Regions from separate parts of the Homo sapiens genome. Here regions 2, 3, 4 and 5 are each linked to region 1. A link is a loop called in an ENCODE intact Hi-C map of the cell type or tissue named here. Cell type or tissue: endothelial cell of umbilical vein. All regions are shown on one strand.

Region 1 (5,000 bases):
GGGTTGTATCTGGAGTAATGGCTGACGTGAGCTGTTACTCAATAAACAAGGGGAAGTGAAAGAGACTTTCTGTGCAGTTATAAATCATTTTAATTAGGCTGCTGTAATATAGTCCCGAACCACCATTAGGCTTTCTTATTATTGCTCTAAACTGCTTTCTTTTCCCACCTCTCATTTACTGCTTACTTTTTAAGGGAAATGGTAGACTGTTGCTTATTTCAGGAAATAAGCACAGTTGTGAAATCAAGCCAGCCTTGTTGAAGACTCAGGTTCCTGTTTTGTTTCTTTCAGGCTTTCCCCTTAACCAACTTCAAAATGAATTATTATTTCCACATCTGCCCTCTCTGGGTCTTTGTTTCCCTATGGTAGAATTCATATCCTTCTTTGTGACTAGCTTATTTGCATTTATTGGTTTCTCCCACTGACTAGACCTGGGGTTGGCAAACTATGGCCCATGGGTCAAACCTGGCCCTACTGCCTGGTTTTTCATGACCCACAAACTAAGAATGGCTTTTACATTTTTAAATGGTTAAAAGAAGACAAATATTTTATGACATATGATATTATGTAGAATTCAAATTTTAATTTCTATAAATAAAGTTTTATTGGAAAACAGGATAACTCATTTGTTTGTATATTATCTGTGGCTGCTTTAAAATGGCAATGTTGAGTAGTTGCAATAGAGACCTTATGTTCTGCAAAGCCTAAAATATTTACTATCTTGTCCCTTATAGAAAAAGCATGCCAATCCCTGGAATAAGTATATTGTAAGCCTCTTATAAACAGCAGTTAAGTTTCCATATTTCTCTGATGGCCCCTCTCCCTGAAGGCACCAAACCACAGGGACAAGCTGTTTACCTAACAGAGCATTGAGACTCACACAGATCAGAGTTTAACCTGAGATCTCTACTTAATGGTTGCTTGACTTTACACAAGTGATTTCACTTCTCTGAGACTCAGTATTCCCACCCACAACATGGGAATGAGTTTTTCTACCTCATAGAATTGTTAGAACTTTTACATGATTTAATGTAGATAGAATCTCAAGTACAATGTCTGATACATGTTAAGCATTCAATAAAATGGTGGTATTATTGTTATTGCTTTTACTAAGGGCAAGACATTTCTAACCCACTCTGTTAAAAGAAAAAGCAGAGGGAAGAAACACACCTTGCCTTTCTCACCACCCCTTACATGTTCCTCTTTTGAGAGGAGTGATTATTTATCTGGGAGGTAGGGTTGAGCATGCACAGCCCGGCCCAGCCACCCACATCCCAGACTGCTTTGAGATATGTTTTCTGTAAGACACACACCTTTTCTGTCACTCTAGAAGCAGCCTGCCAGGGTGCTGGGGTGGGGGAAAAGTCCTGTGCCTGGCTATACAGTGTCTGGTTGTGTAAATTCATTTCAGAGCAAAATGTAAAGAAGCCCATGTATTCAGCAGACCAACTCTGTGTTTCCCAAGTTCCAGTTTTAGTGGAGCTGATGTCTTGATCATTGACTTTCTGATTTTGTTACCTATCTCTCAGTTGGTTCAGTCCTCAGAAGGGGTAGCAAGGAGGGGCCTGTACTGCCCTCTAAAACAGTAACAGGTACATAATAAATTTTTGTTTTAAAAAATTTTTGTATGAACATATGTTTTTATTTTTTTTAATTTTTATTTCCATAGGTTTTTGGGGAAAAGATGGTGTTTGGTTATATAAGTAAGTTATTTAGTGGTGATTTGTGAGATTTTGGTATAGCCATCACCTGAGCGGTATACGCTGAACCCAATTTGTAGTCTTTTATCCCTCACACCCCTCCCACCCTTTCCCCTGAGTCCCCAAAGTCCACTGTATCATTCTTATATTTTTGCATCCTCATAGCTTAGTTCCCACTTATGTGTGAGAATATACAATGTTTGGTTTTCCATTCCTGAGTTAATTCACTTAGAATAATGGTCTCCAATTCCATCCAGGTTGCTGCAAATGCCATTATTTCATTCCTTTTTATGGCTGAATAGTATTCCATCGTGTGTGTGTGTGTGTGTGTATACATATATATGTACACACACGCACGCGTGCATATATATGTACACACACACACACACACACATATATCACAATTTCTTTATCCATTCATGGATTGATGGGCATTTGGGCTGGTTGCATATTTTTGCAATAGTGAATTGTGCTGCTATAAACATGTATGTGCAAGTATCTTTTTCATATGACTTCTTTTCCTCTGGGTAGATACCCAGGAGTGGGATTGCTGGATCAAATGGTAGTTTGGGTACATGAAAAATTCTTATTAAATTCTTTATAACTTTTTTTTCCAGACTATAATGCACTTGAATACAAAGCAAATGAATTAAGAGCAATCTCCAGAAGGGGGCAGGACGAGTCGGGACAATGGCCTTCTGTGCCTCCTAGGGTGGTCACCAGGATTAACTGAAGTAATTTTTGCAAGGTTCCTGGAATATGATATAAGCTATCATTATTATTACATGTGTTAAAATATTGTTCTCTGATTACATGTTATAAATGGTTAATTATAAAAATAATTGGAGAACATCGTGCTAAGCACTTTCTACATGTAGAAATCATTGACCACGGCCCTGTGGCATAATAGCTAGAACACGGTTCTGAGTAGATTACCTGGTCGCACCAGGCAGGCAAGAGAATGAATATGTACAAAGAGAACTTAAAACAGCATCTAGTGTGCAGTCAATACATGCTATTTGTTGTTATTCTCTTCACTGTTTTTACTATCATGAGTATTACTGAAGGTTCCATGAGGCCTGTGCTGTGAATAGGTATTACTATATACATTGTGTAGAAACAGTAGAAGGTTAAGTAGCCTGGCCAAGGACACTGAAAAGGGAGAAGCACAGCTTGACTTGAATCTAGGTCTGTTGACTGCTAAATTACCTTGCTATTCAGCCACAACCTGTCAATTGCAAGCTCTGGAGACTCAGAACTTCCTGCCTGCCCCTAAACAAGGAAACCAAATCAAAGCCCTGTGTACTTGCTCATCTTGTTCTCTCCACTCAGAAGTATCTTTAGCCCATCTGACCAGCCAGCTTCAGCATTCAAAACCCCCTCTTGAAGCCTACTCTGACATTTACCCCATTTTATAATCCCCAGTCCCCAAAAAGCTAATGTGTTTTTCTCTGCACATGTTCCTCGGGCATTTTATCTGCCATGTCACTACTTTCACTTGCACATTTCACTAGAAATATTTGGAGGATGTCTCTATCACCTTTGATATTTTGGGCTTCTTGTGGCCTTTCCATTTCTAAATCCCTAGTGCTAAGCATGGTGCTTGGCACGTAGTTGTTAATCGATATTTGTTGCATTAAATATAAGAAATCAATAACTATATGCACACTATGGTGACCAGCTTACCCCAGTTTGCCTGGAGCTCTTCTGTTTTTAAAACAGAAAGCTCTGTGTCTCCCAGTCCCAGGTAAACTGAAACAGCTGGTCCCCCTAAAGTACACACTTGTACACACACAGATATACAGATATCTATTACAGGAAAAGGCTCAGGCAAACCTGAGGTCTGGCCCTCATAGAGCGATGGTATATATGGGAAAATGACTTTCCATTTACCCACTTTACACTCAGGAATGTGCTGGGGTTGATCATGGTAATTTTCCCCCAGCTGGCAGGCAGGCAGGCACTGGCTAGAGTCTCCAGGGCAGCTGGAAATGGCCAGAAAGGTATCAATCTCCCTGAAGAGGATGGCACAGGTGAGCTGGTAGCTGCTTCTGCTGGAATCCTGCAGCCCAATGAGGTGGGATCAGAAGGAACTGGATGAGCAGGGAAGCCTTGCCCTGTGAGCTGACCCCATCAGTAGGGTTGTTCACCAGTTTCCATTCATTATGTCATTAATGCCGCGAAAAGAGCCCTTCACCAGTGTAAGTCTACTCACCATTCTGTTGCTGTTCTCCTGATGACTTCTCGGCTTTGGAGTTTTTCCCACGAGGGTTGTCACTTTTGTTTGCCCGTGTTCCATTGACTTGATTCTTAGTTTCTCCAGACGTCTTTTTCTCAGCTTTGCCAGATGCGCCTTCTTCAGCCTGGCTTTTGGCTTCCATTTCCTTTTGCTGCTCCTCTGCGGCCAGGCGAGCCTTTTCCTCTGCTTCCTTCTTGGCCTTCTCCTCTGCATCCATGGCAAGTTGGGAAAGCCACAGAAAAGAGAAAAAGAGGTCATGCCGTTAGGAGAATGGCCTGTTTTAGTACACAAAGAGTATCTAAGGTGTTTACTGAGTGTTTGGGTACATTTTTGCTTAATTCATCAGATTGGCATGTATACTTAGGAAACGAATAAAATAGGTTCATAATGATGTCATTCTGAAAACAGTTAGAGGAGAGGTCAGGGAGAAAATAATAAGGATAATAATTAATAAACCAATATTATAATTGTATTATTAATATCACCGTTATTAATAGCTTCTATTGAACGTGTTCGCTCTGCCAAGTATTATGCTGAGTGTTTTTTGGGGATTATTTATTTTCATCCTCAAAACAACCTTACAGCAGCTACTATTACTGTGACTCAATTTGACAAATGTGGAAATCAAGGCTGAGAGACATCATAAAACTTTCCCATAGCCACAGTAAAAACTGCAGCTTCATGTGGGCTTGCTTAAGACCTAGAGTTTAAACACAAACAATTGATTACAAAACAAAAAGGGAAAATATCCAACACTAGAGCAATTGAAGACAAACACACTGAGGACACTGTTTGTTAATTTAAAACAAGGAAGGGGATAATTGAGCCTTATGAAAAAAACATGGTCTTCAAACTGTCCACAAGATGAGAGGTAGCCTTTAGTTTGGCCAGGTACCTGGTCTGTGTCTTTCCTTTTAATGAAAAGATGCTAGCATTATTTCTAATCCAGTTGATTATAAAAGGGCTTGGCTCTGTGCTTAGTCAAAACCACCGCAGAAATGCGTAGGTTAAGTATTTATGAAAAGATTGGTTCACTCATCCAACTCATATTTATTGAGCAG
Region 2 (5,000 bases), 220 kb after region 1:
TAAAAACATTAATAAAAGTAATAAACAAGTAGCAAGCTTGATCAAGAAATAAGAGAAGGCACAAATTACTAATGTCCCGAATGAAAAAGAGATATTGCAGATCTTACAGATATTAAAAAGATGGCAAGCAACATTATGTCAATGAGTTTCACTACTTAGATGAAATGAACAAATTCCTTGAAAAACCACAACTTAACCAAGAATGACTCAACAAGAAATAGAAACTCTGAATATCCCTATACCTATTAAGGCAGAGGTTATCCACATGTAGCTCCAGCAGAAAGGCAGCATCAGCAACACCTGCAAACTTTTTGAAATGTAAATCCACAGCTCTCACTCGGACCTACCAAATCAGAACTTTAGAGTGGGTGGGGTGGGGGTCACAGCAATTTGTGTTTTAACAGACCTTGCTGGTAATTCTGATACCATTTGAGAACTGTTTCAATACTATCTTCCTACAAAGACAGACAGATCTAGATGGTTTCACTGATGCATTCTATCAATTACGTAAGAAAGAAATCATACCAGCCTTACAAAAGCTGAGAAAATTTAAAAAGGGGGGATCACATCTCATCATTTACTGTCAATCTCTACTCTTTTATGGAAGTTGTAGGAGTCTTTATTTTCCCTGATTCTTATTTTAAAGTGATTCCTGGTTTCTTTGAAATGGGCCATTCTGACAGACAAGTGGTCCACATAGCCCAAATGGCCACACTGCATGTTCTCAAGTAGAGAAAGGTCTTTATTAGGTGTTTTCTGTCTTTTGCTTGCAGCCCTTAGGGGAGTGATAATCTAGTTCACGATAAGGTAATTAAGGCAGGGAGTTGCCCCTCACCCACAAGGATACCCACAGCATAGCAATCCTTCCCTTCTCTTGCATACAAACCTCACTCAAGCCAGAGCAGGGACTGGGACTCAGATAACAAAAGCGGTGATAAAAATGAACTATCTGCTCATAGTATTCCTTCTAAATAAAACACCCATACCACCTTTCCACATCTGGCTGTTTTTCTTACTCATCCTTAAGCCTCAGGTGTCATCTACAGAAAGACTTTTCTGAACCCCCAAACTAAGCAGATGTAACTAAATCTTTACATCTTTATCCAAGAACTTAATATTGAAATTCTCTATGACTTTGTACCTTTGTCAAATAACTTATATTGAAATTACCTGTCTGGGTCCTATATCTCTCCAATTATGTCATTAGCTCCTTGAGGGCAGAAACCACATTTCATTTTTTGTTTTGGTTTTGGTTTAATGTCTCACAGTGCTTGACTACTAATTGCATAGTTCCACTCAGTAAACCTGTAGTGAAATGAAGAGTCTGAGAGTGGAGTCAGGTCAAAATTTACCTCCATAAATAAAATACACTCAACTCAAAACATTCAGTATGACTTATTTTTAAAATAAGTACTTTCAATTTGTTCAATCTCTCAGTAGTATTATTAATGCAAACCACATGGACTGACTTTCATTTTGCAAATCTCACCTACCCTTTTTAAATATATGGTGGAAACATAAGGTCCCTGCCCACAGATCTATGCATTGCAGAGCCTACTAGAAGATAAATACAGGGATCAAAAGAATAACAGTAGTAGGTGACACCTAGAATCTTAGGATAAAAGGGTTGGATTTCTTCTTTTAGCCTCTTTATGCAGACCTGCAAGTTTTGCCTTCACAGCCTTGAGGATCATCCTGAAGCATGAGACACAGATTCTCCCACCTCCGCCTATTGCAGACCCCATTCCAACAAATCCTCCAATAAATGAGATCCTGAAGAATTAATCTCCCGCACAAGCAGAATAAGTGCCTGAGGGAGGCCAAGTTTTGCAGAGAGTTAATTATGATGAAGGAAGACATTCTGTGGCCATTAATTTTTATTGGGAGGGCAGGCATTATATTAACAGCTAGTATATATATCTAGAATTGGGCCATATAGCATACACGCATTGTCTCATTTACTTATCACAACCCTTTGAATTAGGTACCATTAGTAAGCCCCACCCTGAGAATAAGCTTAACTGGCCGAAAAATCACAAAGTTTAAGTGGTGGAAAATGGATTTAAATTTACATCTCTCAGACCCCAAAATCCATGCTCTGAATGCTAGTGATATATTGCCTTTTTACAGTCTTCTGGTATAATTATGCTCCTACAATGTTCCACCCAAGCCAGTGGCAAAAGTAAGTCACTGATATCAAAGAGGGGGGATCATCTACCCTATGAATCTGAAGACAAAAAGCACCCTTTAAACATGATTCATCTTCGACACAAGAGACTAATTTAAGAAACATTTCTTTCTATTCAAAATAATGATGCTAAATGGGAAGCGATTTAAGCTTTACAATGGCTTCATCAGAATCTCATCTGTCAGATCTCAAAATCATGCTCCCAGAACATGTTTCTCAATAGAATGAATCAGCAGGAAAGAAAAGCAGATGTAAAGCAAACAGGTGAAAGTATGAAGTTAGCAATAACTGTGCTCATGGGCCACCACCACCATCAGCACCACCATCATCATCCTCATCACCAGTATTATATTGTTATTATTAAGTACCTTCATTCCCAAATAGTAGCATTATGTCCTCTGAAGGAATGGGGCTTCTGTTTACCCAGCAAACAGGCACTGTTTGCATTACCTTAAGGGTTAACCTACTTTCTTGATAATGGGTCATGAGTGAGTAGGGGTGATCAGTAAAGATAGTACTATTACAAACAACAGAGCACACTTGTAGTTACTAAAATTATCCAAAAAATCATGGCAAAATTATCAAAGATGTAGGATTATGAATTTGGTATGACAGCAGAAGGATGATTGCACATCTCACAGTCCATATTGCTCACATCGGGTTCTCACATGCTTTAATTGCAGTGCTAATTCTGAGAATTCTTGATTATGATCTAATGGTGGAACACATCTGAAAGATTAAAGAACTGATTGTAGAAAAGTCAACACAAAGTCCTCCATTTATGTACATACCAGAGTGCAGGACAACGGGGACGACCCTGTCCCCTGGTGGCAGAGCTCCGCGATTCAGAACCTCGCAGCAGGAAGGAACTTGCCTGTGACTCCACATTCAGCCATGCTTTCAGAAGCACTGGACTTTTATCAATTTCTAGGGATATTTGTGTTGTCAGGGTATACTAAGTAGGAATCTATTCCCATTTATATTGTGATTTGCTTTGTACCTACTAATTTTCACTGAAATCACTATTATAATTTACTGTCTCTACCCCCACAAGTAAGGGATGGAACTTCATTTCCCAGTAAATATATTTTGTTTTATTGCCTCCTAGGTAACAATGTGCAACAATACCAAAGTGTTTCATTTAAGACCTGTGATTTTGTGCTTTTCAGGACTAGTAAAATACAATAGCATGTGGAACTTATGATTTCTAATTTGTTTCAGAACGTAGTATACTGTGTTTATATAAGCCACACAATATTAACCCTTCAAGACAACTTTAAAATCTCTTTCAAAGCATGATTAAAAGTACGTCTAAAAATTTTCCTTGTGAAATGTAAATGTATCTAATACACCTATAAAATCTTGTCAGCTACATTTATGAAACATAAGTCATAAATTTACTACATAAACAACAATAAGTCAAAATAGTAACATTGATAACAATTGCTAAAATGTTCTTTACACTTACTAAAAGCCAGGATATACACTTAACACTTTTAATCTTTATCTCTTTTAACCCTTACAACAAACCCACAAGGTAAGTATGTTATTCTCTTTTTAAAGAAGAAGGTACAGCTTAGAACTATGTACCTCAACATTGGCACTCTAACATTTTGGATAATCCTTTGTTGTGGTGGAAATGTTCCATGTACTATAGGCTATTTAGCAGTATCCATGGTCTCTATTCACTTGATACCAGTAATATACCCCATATCCAGAAGTGACAACCAAAAACTGTCTGTAGACATTGCCAAATACCCTCGTAGGGCCAAATCAGCCAAATCACCCCCAGTCGAGAACCACTGGCTTAGAGAAATAAAGTAACTTACTAAAGGTCATATGCTTAGAATATAATTGAACAGAAGCCAGGCATTCTGACACAAGAATGTATACTCTCAATCAATGAAATACAGTGTTGTTTACTCTGTGATAGTTTAAAGAACATAAATTTTCCTCAAAATAGAAAACTAAAAATGAAGACAAACTGTAAATGCCTTCCCGTAGAAAGATATTCTATGGCCACAAGAGACTGTGCCCTTCCAAAATTTTCCTTTCCTAATTAAGGTCCATGTCCCAATGCCTATTGCCCTTACGTAGCTTGATCTCCTGCCCCACCTACCCCAATCTTCTTTAAGTCCTATTCCATGTGCCCCAAAAGACAGTCACCAATCCCTTGTTAAGGCTGATTCCATGCTTTAGTAAATAAGATCCAGACTCTGCCTCACAGAGCCCCTGAAGAACAAGACCTGTCTGCTTCCTACCTGTTCCCTTAGATGACCCAAGACTTCCACCTGTATCATCTCAAAGTGTAAGCCTTCTGCATAGTGGTCACTGAATTCCGGTACTGAAGTCCCAAGACTTCAGTGACTAAGGACTTTCCACACACCAAAGTCTTCCTATGTGCCTCACATAGACTATTTCATTCCAGGCTCACAAGAACCCTAGGAAGCAAATACTATTTCCATTTACCAAAAGAAACAGATTCCAGTAGGCAGGGGAAACCCACACAAGCATTTCACCAGGTTCACGACAGGACTCAGATTTTAACCCAAGTATGGACAACTCCAAACCCCTGCTCTGTATTCCAACCCTATACTCTTCCAATTTCATGGCAGGGCAAAGACTACAGACACACCCTTCCAAAGCATGTTCTCATCTTGCCATACTCCCTCCAGCTTGCTTAGAAGTTCATCATTCCAGCCCCCTCTCCTCGACATCCCAAATTTATGAGAATAAACAAAGCAGAGCTGAGTGTGACTTCACTTGTGGAATAGAAAAGGGAAAAATTCAGGCAGTGACCTCACGAACTTTG
Region 3 (5,000 bases), 76 kb after region 1:
AGAATGGTGTGAACCTGGGAGGCAGAGCTTGCAGTGAGCCGAGATTGTGCCACTGCACTCCAGCCTGGGTGACAGAGCGAGACTCAGTCTCAAAAAAAAAAAAAAAAAAAAAAAAGAAAAGGAGAAGTCTAAAAATAAGTGATCTCGTTATGCACCTCAAGAAGTTAGAAGAACAAGTTACTCCAAAGACAGTAGGCAATAGCAAAAAATAAGCACAAAACCAAAACTTAAGTAGCAACAAACTCACAGCAGAAATAATTAGCAAAGCCAAAACCTGGGTCTTTGAAATGCTTAATAAAATGGATAGGTCAAGCAAGACTGATCAAGAAAAAAGAGAAATGATATAAATAACCAATATCAAGGATAAAAAGAGACTATTACTACAGATTCTGTGGACATTTAGAAAGGTAAAAGGATATCATAAATTCCTTTCTGAAGATACATTTAAAAATTTAGATGAAATTTTAAAATTCCATAAAATATTAATTTATCAAAATTGACATAAGAAAAAGGTAAACTATTAATAATTCTGTATCAGAATAATGATACAGAATTGTATCAGAGTAATTGATCTACTGAATATTGTATGGGAAGTCTTCACCAGTTCAACAAAGAAAGAAGAAATAATAGACATAGGACTGGAAAAAAATAATATCTTTAAAAAGCAGCAAATAAGTTATTCTAATTAAGAGGTGAATTTAGCAATGCCACTTGATAAACAGCAATAAACAATTAGAAAATGGTACCATTCACAGAAACATCAAAACGAAACAGTTTCTAGGAATAAATCTTACAAAATATATAAAATCATCTACATGGAAAATGGTAAGATATTATTGAGAGAAGTTTAAATGACCTAAATAATGGAAGAAGAATCCATGCTCATGAATTTTAACACTCAACATTTAGAAATATGAATTCTCCCTAAATTCACCTGTAGATTAAATTACAAACAAATTCACCACAAGTCATTTGGTGGAAACCGATTCTAAAATTTACTTAGAAATGTGAAGAATGAAATATAGTTGATGTGGTAAAACAACAAAACTGTTGTTACTATCCTACATATCAAGACTTATTATAAAGCATTTAATTCTGGTCCCATGTCCCTCTACCACTTCACTATTCCAACTCTCTTCCTTTCAACATCCAGCTGGTATGTGTGAGGATGTGCATATGTATTTTTATATTCATATAAGCACAACATAAGTGGACAAGAAAACATGCTACAAGAAAAAAGAAAACAGGCAATGTAAGTTGTTTTTGAACTATCCTATTCTACATGTGATTGTTCCATTCCACATGCAGGGACCCACTCTTTGGATACCCAGTCAAGGGCATCACTGCATACTCTGTCTTGGTTGCCATGGATTTTCTGATGAATATTTCCATTCCTTTGGTTTTCGTGAAGCTATGCCACAGAGGAGCCCTGCATGCTCAGTCTCCTCCTTGTTCTGCTCTACAGAGTGAATCTCCTTTGGGGATATATGTTTGTGGGTGTGAGAGTATGTGGGCAACTGTGTGTCCAAAGTGAGTGTGTCAGCTCACTGCATGGGAACACCAGCCAAAATGCACTGTCAAGTCCAAAAGAAGCCTTCTATTCTTATGGTACTCTAGAAGGTGTTACGACTCAGGGTTAAAGTTTTAATCCATTTTGAGCAATAATATTGACTTTGTTCCTTTGCACTTCTTATCAAATGCAGTACTTTAGAAAGGAGCTCCCTAACAGTCATTCTTGGCCTTATAAATAAGTGTTTCTTAAAAACCAGTTTATCCCCTGTTTTTATTGCCAATCAACTCACACATTTTGTTAAAAGGACATAGCGGATTTTTTTTTAGAGTAAGATTCCAAATTATGCTAAGAAAATCTTTCGTGAAGGTAAACATTCTCTCTCCAAAGTTTGTAGGCGAGCAGACCTTATTGGGAAAGGATGTTATTATGAAAACCCACTTGTTCTTCTGGGTGAAGAAATAAAAAAGAATGAAAAATACAACCCAGAGCATCATTCAGAATCCACCCCAGGCCATGCTGGGGACTGGGGAGAGGGAAGCAGTTAAGATCCTGACAGACTACCAAGAGGTAAGTTCCAGAAGCCAGTGTTCATTTGCAGCTATTCATGTGGAAAGAATCACTGTCACTTCTGCCTGCTGATAAACATGCCACTTCAACATCTGTCTTAATAGACCAAAGAAATGAGAAGAACTAAAAACATCTTTGAATGGCACTAATGAGAACAGGAAGCTGAGCAGAAATGAGAAGCAAGTTTGCAGGAAGATTTAGGAAGGTTGCAACCCATGCCTAGACACGTCAAGACACATCTTTCCATGTCTTCATAGTCAACCCGGTCCCGTGACTCCTTTGCTTTCCTTTTCTGAATTTAGTTCCTCATTCAACCTCAATTGCATCATGTTGGTATGATTATCCAGAGGAGCTAAAGCTCCCTCAGCCAGCAAAATCACAGGAATTCTACCATACTACAAATATAAGTTTTGGTAAGATAAACCTAAGGTTACATTTTTCTCATTTCTACTTCTTTTTTCTTTTATAATAACAGAAATAAATAAATTAATTCATAGATTAAAAACCTTCAAATAATGGCTAACAAGATGCTGAATTGGCACAGTTCCCTTTCTTAAGATTAACTCAAGAAAAATTATAGGAAAAAAACCTCAAAGAAAACCGTGAGAAACCTCTAAGGTGACCTGAGGCTGCCGCTTTGAATGTGTGTGTGAAGACAGTGCATCTTCTTGGTCTGGGACAGGAGGCAGCCCCACCACACTGGGGAGGAAATGATGGGAAAGGAACTGTTGGAGTCTGCTATTGTTTCCCTCCACTCCACTTCCTCCAGGCGCACAGTAGCTGCTCCCACACCTCCTGTGACTCAGAACTCTAAATGTCAAGAAATCCTGGAGAGCTAAATAGGGGTTGTCTGTCCCACCTTGTGGCTCCTCTAAGTTCACCATGGGTTTCCAAGATTGTCACAGAAGGAAAAGGGATGCAAAAGGACATGTGCGAGAGGTTTTTATGAACCAGACTGGAACTGGAACTGATTGCTCCTGGTCACTTCCAATTGTCCAGAAGCCATAGTCACCTAACTACGTCTTTCCAAGAGAGAAGCTGGAAAACACAGTCCTGTGGTAGGCTCAAGAGGAAGAGGTGGTGGTTTTAGTGGAGATCCAGCCAATCTCTGCCCCACCTAGAAAATGCAATCCTATCACCAATACTTGTTTTTTCCTTTAAACCTTTACTTTCTGCTCCTTTGAAAGAGTCAAATGGAATGTTGTATATTAAAGATACTTTCTAACTTTAAAATCCTTTAAAACTAAGAAACGTAATCATCCTAATTATCAGATAATCTCCCAAGCATTTTGACAAAAATGAGACAGTTCTCATGGGAATTATGTTGAGTGAAGAAAGCCAATCCCAAAAGGTTATATACTATATGATTCCATTTATGTAATATTCTTAAAATGGAGGACAAGATTAGGGGTTTACAGGGATTGGAGAGAAGGGAGAGGAAGAGGGAGACACGTGTAAGAAGGGCAACAAAGGGAACCTACTGGTGAACTATTCTATACCTTGACTGTGGTGGTGGTTGTACAAACCTACACTTGCAATTATGTTGCACAGAACCAAATGCATTCATACACACACACACACACACACACACACACACACACGTGAGTACAATAAAACTGGAGGGCTCTGAATAAGATTGGTAGATTATGCTAATATCAGTATCTTGGGTTGTGAAATTGTCCTGTAGTTTTTCAAAATGTTTCCATTGGAAGAAAATGGGTAAAGGGTACATGGGAATTCCTCTGTATTATTTCTTACAATAATGTGACTCTACAATTATCTCAAAATTAAACATTTAGTTTTAAAAAGTGGGACACAGTTATCCAGCTCAATGGAATATTGATGACAAAAGGCTGGACATAGTTGTCCTTTCCCCAGCTGGTTTTATAAGTGTCTCTCTGTTCTTAAATAGTGGTCTACTTAGTGTCCTCCAGATCCTTCGGCTTGGCCTCAGCAGCAGTAAGAGAGTTAGGGGTAAATGTTCACCAGTGAGCTACTAACTGTGTCTGATGACTTTGGAGAGCATCCAGTGAGGGCTATAATCAGTGATGCTTGGAGCTTGGTGAGAACCAGACTCATGCCTTGAGGAAACCCTGGGAAAGACAAATGGAGGTTCTCAGGATCAACTGAAGAAACTCAGATGCTAGCAAATGGTCACCACACTAAAACGGTGAGAGAAAAAGAATCCCAGTGACTTTACTAAAGGCTCACTAATTACACCTCTACTGGCAGTGATCCCCTGGGACTCTAAGATATGAAGCACGATTTGCATCTTCCCTCTCCTTTTTCAGTTCATTCTCAGAAGTTTGTTTCAATTTGAGGGTGGCTTCACTATGGCAGGCTGGCCATGAAGGGGTTGTAAAGAATGAAATTAATATACACACCCACACCCAACCTCTAGTAACCACCATTCTATGTTCTGCTTCTAAAAGTTTGATTTTTTTTTAGATCCTGAATATGAGAACATGTGGTATTTGTCTTTCTGTGTCTGGCTTATTTCACTTAGCATAATGTCCTCTAGGGAGTGAACAGGGAAAGGAGAGATGTTAATCAAAGGGTACAAAGTTCCAGTTACACAGAAGGAATAAGTTCTGGTAATCTGTTGCACAGCATGGTGACTATAGTGAAGAATAATATATTATGTATTTCAAAATTGCTAAAAGGGTAGATTTTAAATGTTCTCACCATAAAAAATGAGAAGTATGTGAGGTAATTGTTATGTTAATTAGATTGATTTAATCACTCCACAATCTATATAGGTATTGAAACATCACATTGTACCCCATAAATATATACAATTATTGTCAGCTTATAATAAAAGTAAATTTTAAAAATAAATAAGAGTCGATTCCATAAAAAAATGAAAGGAATGAAATCTAGAGCTAGCTATGGACTAAGGGAGTGAGGGAGTGAGGGTAGA
Region 4 (5,000 bases), 390 kb after region 1:
TGCAAAGAGCTCATGACCCCATGACAGGGATGTCATACAAGGGATTTGAGCTTTAGACAGAGTGGTGAGCACTGGACTGGATCATTTGTAAACTCTACTTTAACTTGAAATCTTTCAAATCCCAATGAATACATCTGTTGACTGAACCAAGCTGATCGGCTTGCCTGATAACAACTGTGTTTGATGAAAGGGGTGGAGAAATGGGGTAAGATAAGGTGGTGAAGTCCCCTTGTGGGCAAGCAGAGAAATTTTGGGTCAACACAAGTTGGGGTCTAACTGTGGCTCTGAAACATGGATGTGTCACAGGTCACTGGGGGAGCTTCGAGAGGATGATTATAAGTGTAGATAAGAAGCTAGTAGCCAGCTGTCTTGTGTTCTTTTGTGTTGCTTGCGTGGTTGATTGATTGGTTGGTTTTTGTGGTATGAAAACTTAACATGAGAGCTATCCTCTTAATGTATTTTAACGTGAACAATACCATATTGTTAACTACAGGGATTATGTTGTACAGCAGGTCTCCACATCTTATTCATCTTACATAATAGAAACTTTATACCCATGGAGCAACAACTTCCTGTTTGCTCCTCCCCACACCCAGCTCCTAGCAAACACCATCCAATTCTGCATTTCTATTAGTTTGACTATTTTGCTTGCCATAGCACCCTACATGTACGTGATCTCATCTGTCCTGGATCCCTTATATGGTTCTGTCTCAAACGTAGTACATGCCCCCGAGAACACTGAAAGCCCAGCCACCAGCCACACAGTCCCCCACTCATGGCATTTCTCAGTCGTTCCTCCCACATATTTCTTCTTCTTCTTTTTGTCTTCATCCATCCCCAGTTCAAGCTCCCTTCTTTTGTCACCAACCCTCCTAGCCATAACAACTGATCTAGTAAAGTTCCCTGGCTGAACTCTAGCACTGTCTCGGACATGATTTTGAGTTCCCTCTGGGGCTCCATACATGGCATCACCATGTCATAGGTGCTGCCTCCCTCTATTTCAACCAACCCCAGCGATCACCCCACTGCACATCTCTGCCTTCCATTTCCCATCTCTGCAGAGGGAAGGTGATCATTCACCCAGCACAAAAATACGAAGGGCCGCCCCTTGCTTCACTCCCCCATCCACCCTAAGTACTCCAGCTCTTTCACAGGAAAATCTATTTCCAAAAATACCTGGATTCTTAATTAATCTCTATTTTCTTATTGCTTTTGATACCGCTATAGTAGTCCCCCATTATCCGAGGGGGTACGTTCCAACAACTGCCTGAAACCAGGGATGGTGCCTAACATGATTGCTGTTAATCAGAACACGATTCTGCTCATGTCTACCCTCCGCAAATTTAATAACACTTCCATCTTAACTAAGCACTTATCCTGTCCTGTGGCCATAACTTTTGCAGCTTTAGTGCAACAACAAAACTAGCACGAATTTCTGTTTCCTTCTTTACAGTTTCACAGATAGAAAATTCGCTCTCCCTGTGGATCTCAGCAACCTTGGCATACAGTTTTTTTCTTTATTAAGTCAAGAACTTTCACCTTTTCACTTAAAGAAAGCACTTGCTGGCTTCTCTGTGGTGTATCCAAATTGCCAGCATCAGTACTCTTGCACTTTTTACTAAGTGCACTTAGAAATTGCACTTAGGCAATTACTAAATAAAATAAGGGTGATTTGAACACAAGCACTGCAATCTGATAAACGAGAGGGCCCCTAAGTCACTAACGTGTAGGTAGCATCTACACATGGATCCACTGGACAAAGGGAGGATTAACATCGTGGGTGGGGCAGAGTGAGATTTCATCTCGCTATTCAGAGCAGCACTCAAATCAAAACTTGTGAATTGTTTATTCCTGGAATTTTCCATTTCATATCTTCAGACCGCTATTAGCCACAAGTAACAAAACTGGGAAAGTGAAACCGCAGATAAGGGAGGACTTTTGTATTTTCTTGTCCACGATTGCTCATCTTGGGGGAGAAATTAGTCCTCCCTCAGGAAAGCAACCAGAACTCCAGCATACAGCTGCCCAGCCACAAGAGCTCTGTGGGCACTGTCTCCCTCGCTCGGGCTCCTCCAATGCCCTGGACTCCTGACAGAAGCTCTGTCCAATGCACTGAATGCAGCGTCTTTTACGTCCTCTAGAGGAGAGGGATGCCACCAAAATCTGGGCTTTTTCTGCCACACTGTGGCCACGTCTGAACACTACATGTGGCCACGTCTGAACACTACATGTGGCCTTCATTCCCTTACATGTGGTATTTGGAGTTTTTTCCAATGAAGATTAGAAGTTACCTTTTTTACCTATTATCCCCATTCAGACCCTCAAGCCTCAGCTAATGCTCACTTTCTCCAGGAGGACTCCCTTGAATTCACCTCCACACCAGGCTGGCTGAAGCGTCCCCGTTCTGACTCTCCCAGCTCCTCCTACCAATTGCTAGCATTTCCTTCCACATGCTGTATTGTAGTAGTCACTTCTGTCTCCCTAATTAGACTGCAAACCCTTTGAAGACAAACCAACTCATCTGTGTTATCTCCATGGCTCACAGAAGAACAGAAAAGTCTTCAATAAGTATATATGAAATTAAAGAAAAAAGGGAAGAAGAGAGGGGAGGAAGGCTGAAAACTCAAGGTAATAACAACCAGCCACACTTATTGAGCGCTTGTGGTATACAGTCCCTGTGCTTCATATAATGAATTCCAGGTTATCAGGGCCAATATCCACCTCTGCTGCCCCAGCTTCATCCAGCAATTAAAGGGTCCATGTCTGTCCTGTCAGGGGTCTCCTGGACTCTAGTCCTTCACATAGTCCATGACCAGCATCTGTTCTGATGTTCAGTGACCACGTCACATGTTTTCAAGTATTTTAACATTCACCCTTGCATGTGATCATCCACAACAACTTGGAAATAAGCTCTAGCATTGAGGTGAATCTGGCTGGGCTTCTGGGTTGGGTGAGGACTTGGAGAACCTTTCTATCTAGCTAAAGGATTGTAAATGCACCAATCAGTGCTCTGTGTCTGGCTAAAGGTTTGTAAATGCACCAATCAGCACTCTGTAAAAACGGACCAATCAGCACTCTGTAAAATGGACCAATCAGCACTCTGTAAAACGGACCAATCAGCACTCTGTAAAATGGACCAATCAGCAGGATGTGGGTGGAGCCAAAAAAGAGAATAAAAGCAGGCCAACCCCCCAGCCAACCCGTTTGGGTCTGCTTGTGCCCTGCAGAAGCTTTGTTCCTTCCCCCTTTGCAATGAATTTTCCTGCTGCTGGCTTTTTAGGTCTGCACTACCTTTATGAGCTGTAACACTCATTCTGCAGTTTCACTCCTGAAGCCAGCGAGACCATGAAGCAACCCCAAGGAAAACAACTCCAGACATGCCACCTTTAAGAGCTGTAACAGTCATTGCCAAGGTCTGCAGCTTCACCCCTGGAGTCATTAAGATCGTGAACCCATCAGAATGAAGAAACTCCGGACACATCTGAAAATCTTAAGGAACAAACTATGGACACACCATCTGTAAGAACTGTAACACTCACCAGGTGGGTCCATGTTTTCATTTTTGAAGTCAGCGAGACCAAGAACCCACCAGAAGAAACCGATTCTAGACGCAGTACTGTTCTAGGATCAAGGTGTGGAAAATGTGTTTTTAGAGGGGTAAGGTTACCTGCTCAACGCGGCACAGAATTCATAATTCTGGACACAGAATTCAAACCCCGGCTTGACCCCCAGAGCTTACATGGTGGCTGCTGGGGACTCTCCCACTAGCATGTAGGAGACCTTTGAGGATATATTCTGGGGGGATTTGGGGATTGTGTATGCTGATAATGGGACGGCTCACTGATTAGGATGCAGAGGAGCAGGGGGAAAGGAGCAGAAAGGGGCCAGTTTATGCAGTCTTCAATCAGCGTTTTTCTCTAGGTCAGGTGCAGTCAACCAGACACGGCCCATGGGCTCAAGGAGCTGACTGTCTAATAGAGACCGACAGTTGCATAAAACAGACATGTCTAGAGAGGAGGGTTTTTAGGGCCTGGCACTGGAGGGCAGCTTCACCAGCATCCCAGAGAGCAGGACTAGAAAGGGACCCCACAGCCAGCTGACTTCATCCCAGAAGTCCCCAATGTCAGGAGCCACAGTGGGTTCCAGGAGCTCCTCACCAAGTTGAGGCCTGGACCTGAGCAGGGGAGATCAGCTGTTCCCCACACTGCCCTTGTGGCTACGATGCGGTACCCACATGGGGTACTTTCCATGCGGCACCCATGTGAGGTGCCCACCATGCAGTACCCACATGAGGTATTCTTCTAGCTCACCCTGCCCACTGCAGAGCATGGCAGTGCCCACACCCGGTGGCTCTCGCCCCAGGACAGCTGGCCTTGTGATAGATGCCATTCTCAAACCATCTGCTGGTTGGAAGCTGGTGTGCCTGCATTCACACAGCGCACTCAAGTCAAGGTCAGTCTCAACTCTTCACTGTCCTGGACACTGTCATTCTCCCAGCATTTGTGAGGGGAAGAGATCCTCTCTGCTTCCTTTGAGTTCCCTTCCCTCTTCCCTAACCCTCACTTCTAGGAGAATGACTTCCCCATGTTACTGTATGTGCCCACAGTTGCTAGGCAGATGCTCTAACTGAAGTCAGGTTGATTGGAAGCCACTGCTTGAGCCTGCAATGATGGGGCAGGGGTGGTGAAGGGGCCTGGTAGATCCAGAGTCTCACAGGACTAACTCCACAGCATCCACCACCAGAAGCAGCCCTTCCCAAGTCCCCACTCCCAGATCTCTGCTGACCTCTAGAGGGTCCAGCCATCACAGCACAGGCTCTGGCCACCCGCCCCCGCCAATCCCCGTCGTGCCTGATTCCGTACTGGGCAACGCACACTGTCAAGGCTGTCTTGTTGGACGCAAAAATTAGAGAATGTTGCAGTACTTCATCTTCCAGTCTCAAAAAAAAAAAAAAAAACTTATCATCCGAATCCTCCCAATCTTCCCAAACTGAACTCTTC
Region 5 (5,000 bases), 250 kb after region 1:
CTAATTTTTCTAAGTCTTGCCTACCCACTCCTGCAGTGTTCCTTCCCTCTCCCCACTCTGTGCCCTTCCTCCCAACTCTTATCAAAACTGACTCCTGGCAGAAAGCAGCTGCTGGTCATTTACAATTCCAGGTGAATTTGAATCAGTGCCATGGCTCCTTGGGAGCATGAGTCCTTCCTATTTCATCCAAAATCCTATCTTGTAGTAGCATCATCTATGTAAGCCTCCCTAAACACACGCTCTATAAATCTCAACAATTTAAATATGGCAAAATGAGCCCATTGTCCAAAATACAGGGAAAAAAAGCGCCAACTAGCAGATGCATTTCTTGGGACCATTTTGAGCTCTTCTGTCAACTGAAATCAGATGAGCATTGGAAGCAAATTTTCCTGAGCTATAGTAGTTACCTTCACTGAAACTATGCCAAATCTCCCAGAAATTGGTGCTTTGAACGATTCTTTCATTTTTTTTTTAACAATGACTAATTTCAGTCAGTGATTTTATAGTCAGAATGGCAGTTCTGAAACAACATTTATGAGGCTTGATTTATGATAATTAATCCTTCTATTTCACTAATGAGCTAGGAAAGGCCTTATTTATGAAAGTGTTTAAATTCCTCACAGTTAGCAGACACGGTTTCCAGTGACACCCACATGGAATGGTATACTAAATGCAATAAACTTTTGTGGGTCATCCTTAGACAAAAGTCAGAGAGACAAATGAAAACAAGTGGCAGGATGTCAGTCGGAATTTGAACTACTCCTAAAACATCTGGAAGGAGCTTTCAAAGATTAATCTTTCACTTCCATATTTACTAGATGTATCTCTAGAGTGTAGGAAAAGTCTTGGTTATTTAAGCATTTTCTTTGGTTGGAATCTGGATAAACAACAGTTTAATGGTCTTTGGATATCCAATTGTGACTTTCAGACAAAATGCTCCATGCACTCTCATACTGATTGTCTAAATTATTGCTCTTCTGGTGGCCTTAAGGGAAAGGAAAGCTGTATTTTGGCAGAATATTGAATACCGGGTCCTTGCAATGGGTCCTTGGATTTGGGTAGAAATAGAAGGAAGGCCTTAAAGAGCAGAGAAAGGGCATGAATGGGCAGAGGTGGTACAGTGAGTGAGCGCTGTGGCCAGAACTGTGGACTGCTCCAGGAGACAAGGCCCAGCCATATCCATGGAGGCACCTCTGGAGCAGGCACAGGAGGCCAAGCCCCCTCAATGGAGCCTAAACTGCAGAAAGGCCTCTTGCCAGAGCCAGAGAGCCTCCACGCAGCCAAGCTTCACTTGGCCCTTCTGCAGTGGGCTAGGCTCCAGGCTTCAGGTCTCAGCCCCATGGCATGTGCCCTCTACCTCCCAGAAGGTCCGTGATGAGGGCTCATCCCATTTGGCTCCCTGGGTCATGGCCTCTTTCTGCCCTTGGAATACTGGGAATGACCATACTGGTTTCTGTCTCTGTTCCAAACCTATGTTTTGATGGGCATGATACCAAGTAGTCAATATAAGTTTCAAGTAAAGTTATGATTATTAGCTGGCCTAAGTAAATGCCAATATTTTGAACAAGTAAATGCCAATGAGAAAATATACATAAATTTTTGGTCTTCTGAAACCTTCCTTCAGACTATTTAGGGGTCACACTAAACTGTATTCTCTACTTACAAAATTTATAGATATATTAATTTGGCATCATTCAGATATACACAGAATTTTCCTGCTTACTTTGCTGGGCTGTAGATTATATCTCCAGACCTGTTTAATCTCCAGACTCACTTATCCAACTGCTCTTGCCTTCCCCATATCTCCCCTCATAGTCAGTATGTCCCACACTGAACTCATCCCATACTGAACTCTCTATCCCCCATTCATTCTGTTCCCACTCACGACAAGACCTGCAAACATGTTCCTCCCTTAGTGATCCTAATCTAAGAAAAAAGAACCTGGGGATTCAAGCCAAAACCCTGCGAGTTGACCTTAATTCCACTTTCTTCCTCATCCCCCATATCCAAGTCCTGTTGGATCTACCTCCTAAAAAGTTCTCACATCCATGCCTACTGATAATGGCTTCCCCTTGCTGAGGCCCCCTGGTGGATGAAGTCGGACCTGGCTCCTCTCCAGCTGTGTCTGGAGCCTTCGCCTCCTTCCAGTCTGCGCTGCAGCCACTTGGCCTTCTTTCATTTTCTCAGAGGGGCCATGCTCCTTCTTGTCTTTAGATCTTTACAGGTATAAACATCCCAGGCCTTAAATGCCTAGAATACGCTTCCCTAACTCTACTTAACTACAATTTACATAATCTTCATGTCTCAGCATGCGTCTCTTTTCCTCAGAGAAGCCTTCTCTGAATCCCGGACCAGGTTTGGGTCCTCTCTTCTATGTTTTCACAGCTCCCTGTGCTGGACTTCTTGCAGCACTCGTCACAGCAGGTAGTAATTTATGGAAGTATTGTTTAATATATTCCTCTACTGTAGGCTGAACATCCCCCGAGGGAGGGAGCCTTTGTCTTGTTTCCCACTAATTCCCTGGTGCTTAGCACAGCACCAGGCACATAGTAAGTGCCACAGAAATATTTGGTAAGTGAATGAATGACTGAATTTTCTGCATACAGATGTGTATTCCTTCAACTATATGAACAAAACTCATTACCTAAAATGATCAATTTTTATATCTTCTGGATGGAATGATTCTCTTTAGTTTTTTCATAATCTCACAAGCTAGGAACATCTAGCTTTGTCTTACGGTCATTAAGACTCATTTATTTTGTTTAATAACAGCTGTCAAGAGGACTCTGTATAAACAGTACAATAAAAGCCTGAAGAATACCAACACTTTACACGAATTCAGTATACTTCCTCCAGAAATAGAGTGTTGCATTTGTTGTAGAATTCATTTTTATTGCTAGTGGGAAACTCCGATGATGGTCATTCTCAAAGCTGTCCCAGTCTATTGTAATGTGCCTTATATTTGTTAAGTTGGTGCAAAAGTAATGCGGTTTTTGCCGCTAAAACTAACAGCAAAAACTGCAATTACTTTTGCATTAACCTAATAACAATTATTTCTTTTAGTTGTTTCTCAAAAATCCAGGAGATAGGTCCTATAAACACTTTTCTTCCATGTGGGGAAATGGAAACCAAGGAAAGTAGTCTTCCATGAGCCAAAGAAAATTAAAGATTGAAAACTAGAGATGGTAATGCAGAAACCTCTCTGCTGAGGGCTGCTTCCCAACTGACAGAGGAATGCTGTAAAGCTCAGTCAAGATATTAAGCACTTTGCTGCTAAATATTGAGTTGTAATTAACTAATACACTAGCATAACCAAATTACAATAATCAAGTGATGATGTACTAGTAAGCTGCATGAGTATTCAAGTAAAGAAAATTTCACTGTAAATGTGAGAATCTACTTCTTTTGATATTCACATTTTTCCCCTTTAATATACATTAAGAATGTATTTCAGAGAGATTTAACTTGATCTTTATTAAGAAAAGAAAGACTCGAAAACAATCCTTCAAACACAAATGTCTCCCTTCTCTGAATCCTAGCATGTAGCGTCCACATCACTTAGTCAGCAATTAATTATTGCCCTCTTTTTTGTTGTTGATTTTTAACCTTTTCACATGTATAAGACGTATCTTGTTTCCCTCAATATATTCTAAGTTTCCTGATGGTAAGGATTTTCTTCTGATATTTTCGTATCCCTTCTGAAGCTCCTAGCACCTAGTACATAATGGAAACCCAATAAAAATATGCTGAACGATCTGGCAATTCCAATTGAATGGGAGAGTAAAAGGACCAGTTAATACATTAAATATGTAATCTGGGGGAAACAAACAACAATTTTTTAAAGTATTCTCCTGGAATTGCTTTTCTGGTAAGATTCAGGTCAATGCCCTCTTCCCTGGGTCATCTCCTTGCAAGGATTTAATAATAAGAACCAAGATTCTCAGACCCACCACTCCAGGCCAAAGGTCTCTCCATGGCTCCATATTGCCATCACCAATAGCTACTTGAACATTCCAGAGGCTACCAATTTAACATATCTATACCCAAGTTTATCATTCTGCTTTATCCTAGCCTGCTCTTATCTCCATAGTCCCTAACGAGGCAAATAACACCAAATTCACTGAGACATCTAAGCTGAAAGAACTCAGAAGACAACAGCTCCTCTTTCTCTACTCTAAATCTATGTTCTGTCAATTCTCATTTCAAACATGCCCCCTGTTCTTTCATCTTCAGCAGCGCTACCCCAAATCAGGCATCTTCCCCAACTGGTCTCCAGGCCTCGAGTCGCATCTCCAATCTGTCCTCCACCCTTTTTCCAGAATTACAATCCTAAAATTCAAATCTAATTTTGTTACTCTCCAGCTTAACATCTTTTAACAATTTCTTATAACTGAAAGGATAAAACACAAACTTCTAAAAATATTATGTATCATAAAATATATATATATTTCTCTAGAAGATATGAAAGAACACCTAGAACACAGCACTTTTTTGTTGTATAGTAAAATGTGTTCAATTACTCACCTCCTCAAACTATGAGCATACATAATTTTGAGTAAAACAAAAAGTAAAATTTTTAAATGTCATGTATCACTACCCAGCCTCTGCCTTCCTTTCCAGCATCACCTCTCATGACTACACTTCTATCTGTCCCTCAGTACTGCACTAGATGAGCTGCAAGAGGACACCACACATTAAGCTTTTAAGGAAAGTAAGGCTCTTGGGAATTGATTAGTAGGAGAAGGTAATCCTGTTACCCAGACCAATTCAGGGGCCAACTACTTCTGACGGAACGGCGGTGGGGGGGGGGGGGAGGAGCCGGGGGCCAGTGAGGGGGAGGTGGTGAGATTTATCTCCAATAGCTCCATGTTGCATGACAGCAAACAGACCCAACCATACTCTCTCCTTAGGGAATTCTCAATGAGTGGTGAACATAGAGAAGGTTCACTAGAACACAAGCCATATCTCAGTTAAGTGCAAGCAGCTTTGCCAGTAGTCCC

The links. Peaks named below come from ENCODE experiments on the same cell type or tissue, not always from the same donor. Only the 100,000 strongest peaks of a DNase experiment are listed, where the experiment ranks them.
Region 2: it touches region 1 in a loop (5-fold over the local background); 3 of 110 quality-filtered maps call a loop at or near these places.
Region 3: a loop joins it to region 1, with 2.0 times the contacts of the local background. A loop is called at or near these places in 5 of 110 quality-filtered maps.
Region 4: it touches region 1 in a loop (13-fold over the local background); 5 of 110 quality-filtered maps call a loop at or near these places.
Region 5: it touches region 1 in a loop (14-fold over the local background); 10 of 110 quality-filtered maps call a loop at or near these places.

Annotation. Positions count from the first base shown.
Region 1 is chr7:31,812,009-31,817,008 of GRCh38, forward strand. PDE1C (phosphodiesterase 1C) reads right to left here. Exons shown (of 18, transcript NM_001191057.4): 15 at 3,916-4,146. Among named protein-coding and RNA genes, the nearest start is that of PPP1R17, 130 kb to the left of the region's middle. In endothelial cell of umbilical vein, a CTCF peak has its summit at 2,420 (motif pointing right); DNase peaks (open chromatin) are centred at 113, 2,383 and 4,083; H3K27ac peaks cover 1,595 bases.
Region 2 is chr7:32,036,540-32,041,539 of GRCh38, forward strand. All of the region lies in intron 2 of PDE1C (phosphodiesterase 1C), which reads right to left. Among named protein-coding and RNA genes, the nearest start is that of PDE1C, 31 kb to the right of the region's middle. In endothelial cell of umbilical vein, a CTCF peak has its summit at 3,025 (motif pointing left); no DNase peak of the experiment used is centred here.
Region 3 is chr7:31,888,159-31,893,158 of GRCh38, forward strand. The region is part of intron 2 of PDE1C (phosphodiesterase 1C); the gene reads right to left. Among named protein-coding and RNA genes, the nearest start is that of PDE1C, 180 kb to the right of the region's middle. In endothelial cell of umbilical vein, no CTCF peak of the experiment used is centred here; a DNase peak (open chromatin) is centred at 2,823; H3K27ac peaks cover 746 bases.
Region 4 is chr7:32,202,416-32,207,415 of GRCh38, forward strand. It overlaps a transcript of PDE1C not described here. Among named protein-coding and RNA genes, the nearest start is that of PDE1C, 130 kb to the left of the region's middle. RefSeq lists an enhancer at 2,726-3,925. In endothelial cell of umbilical vein, CTCF peaks have their summits at 2,184 and 4,835; a DNase peak (open chromatin) is centred at 2,136; H3K27me3 peaks cover 11 bases.
Region 5 is chr7:32,060,252-32,065,251 of GRCh38, forward strand. All of the region lies in intron 1 of PDE1C (phosphodiesterase 1C), which reads right to left. Among named protein-coding and RNA genes, the nearest start is that of PDE1C, 7.7 kb to the right of the region's middle. In endothelial cell of umbilical vein, a CTCF peak has its summit at 2,099 (motif pointing left); a DNase peak (open chromatin) is centred at 2,100.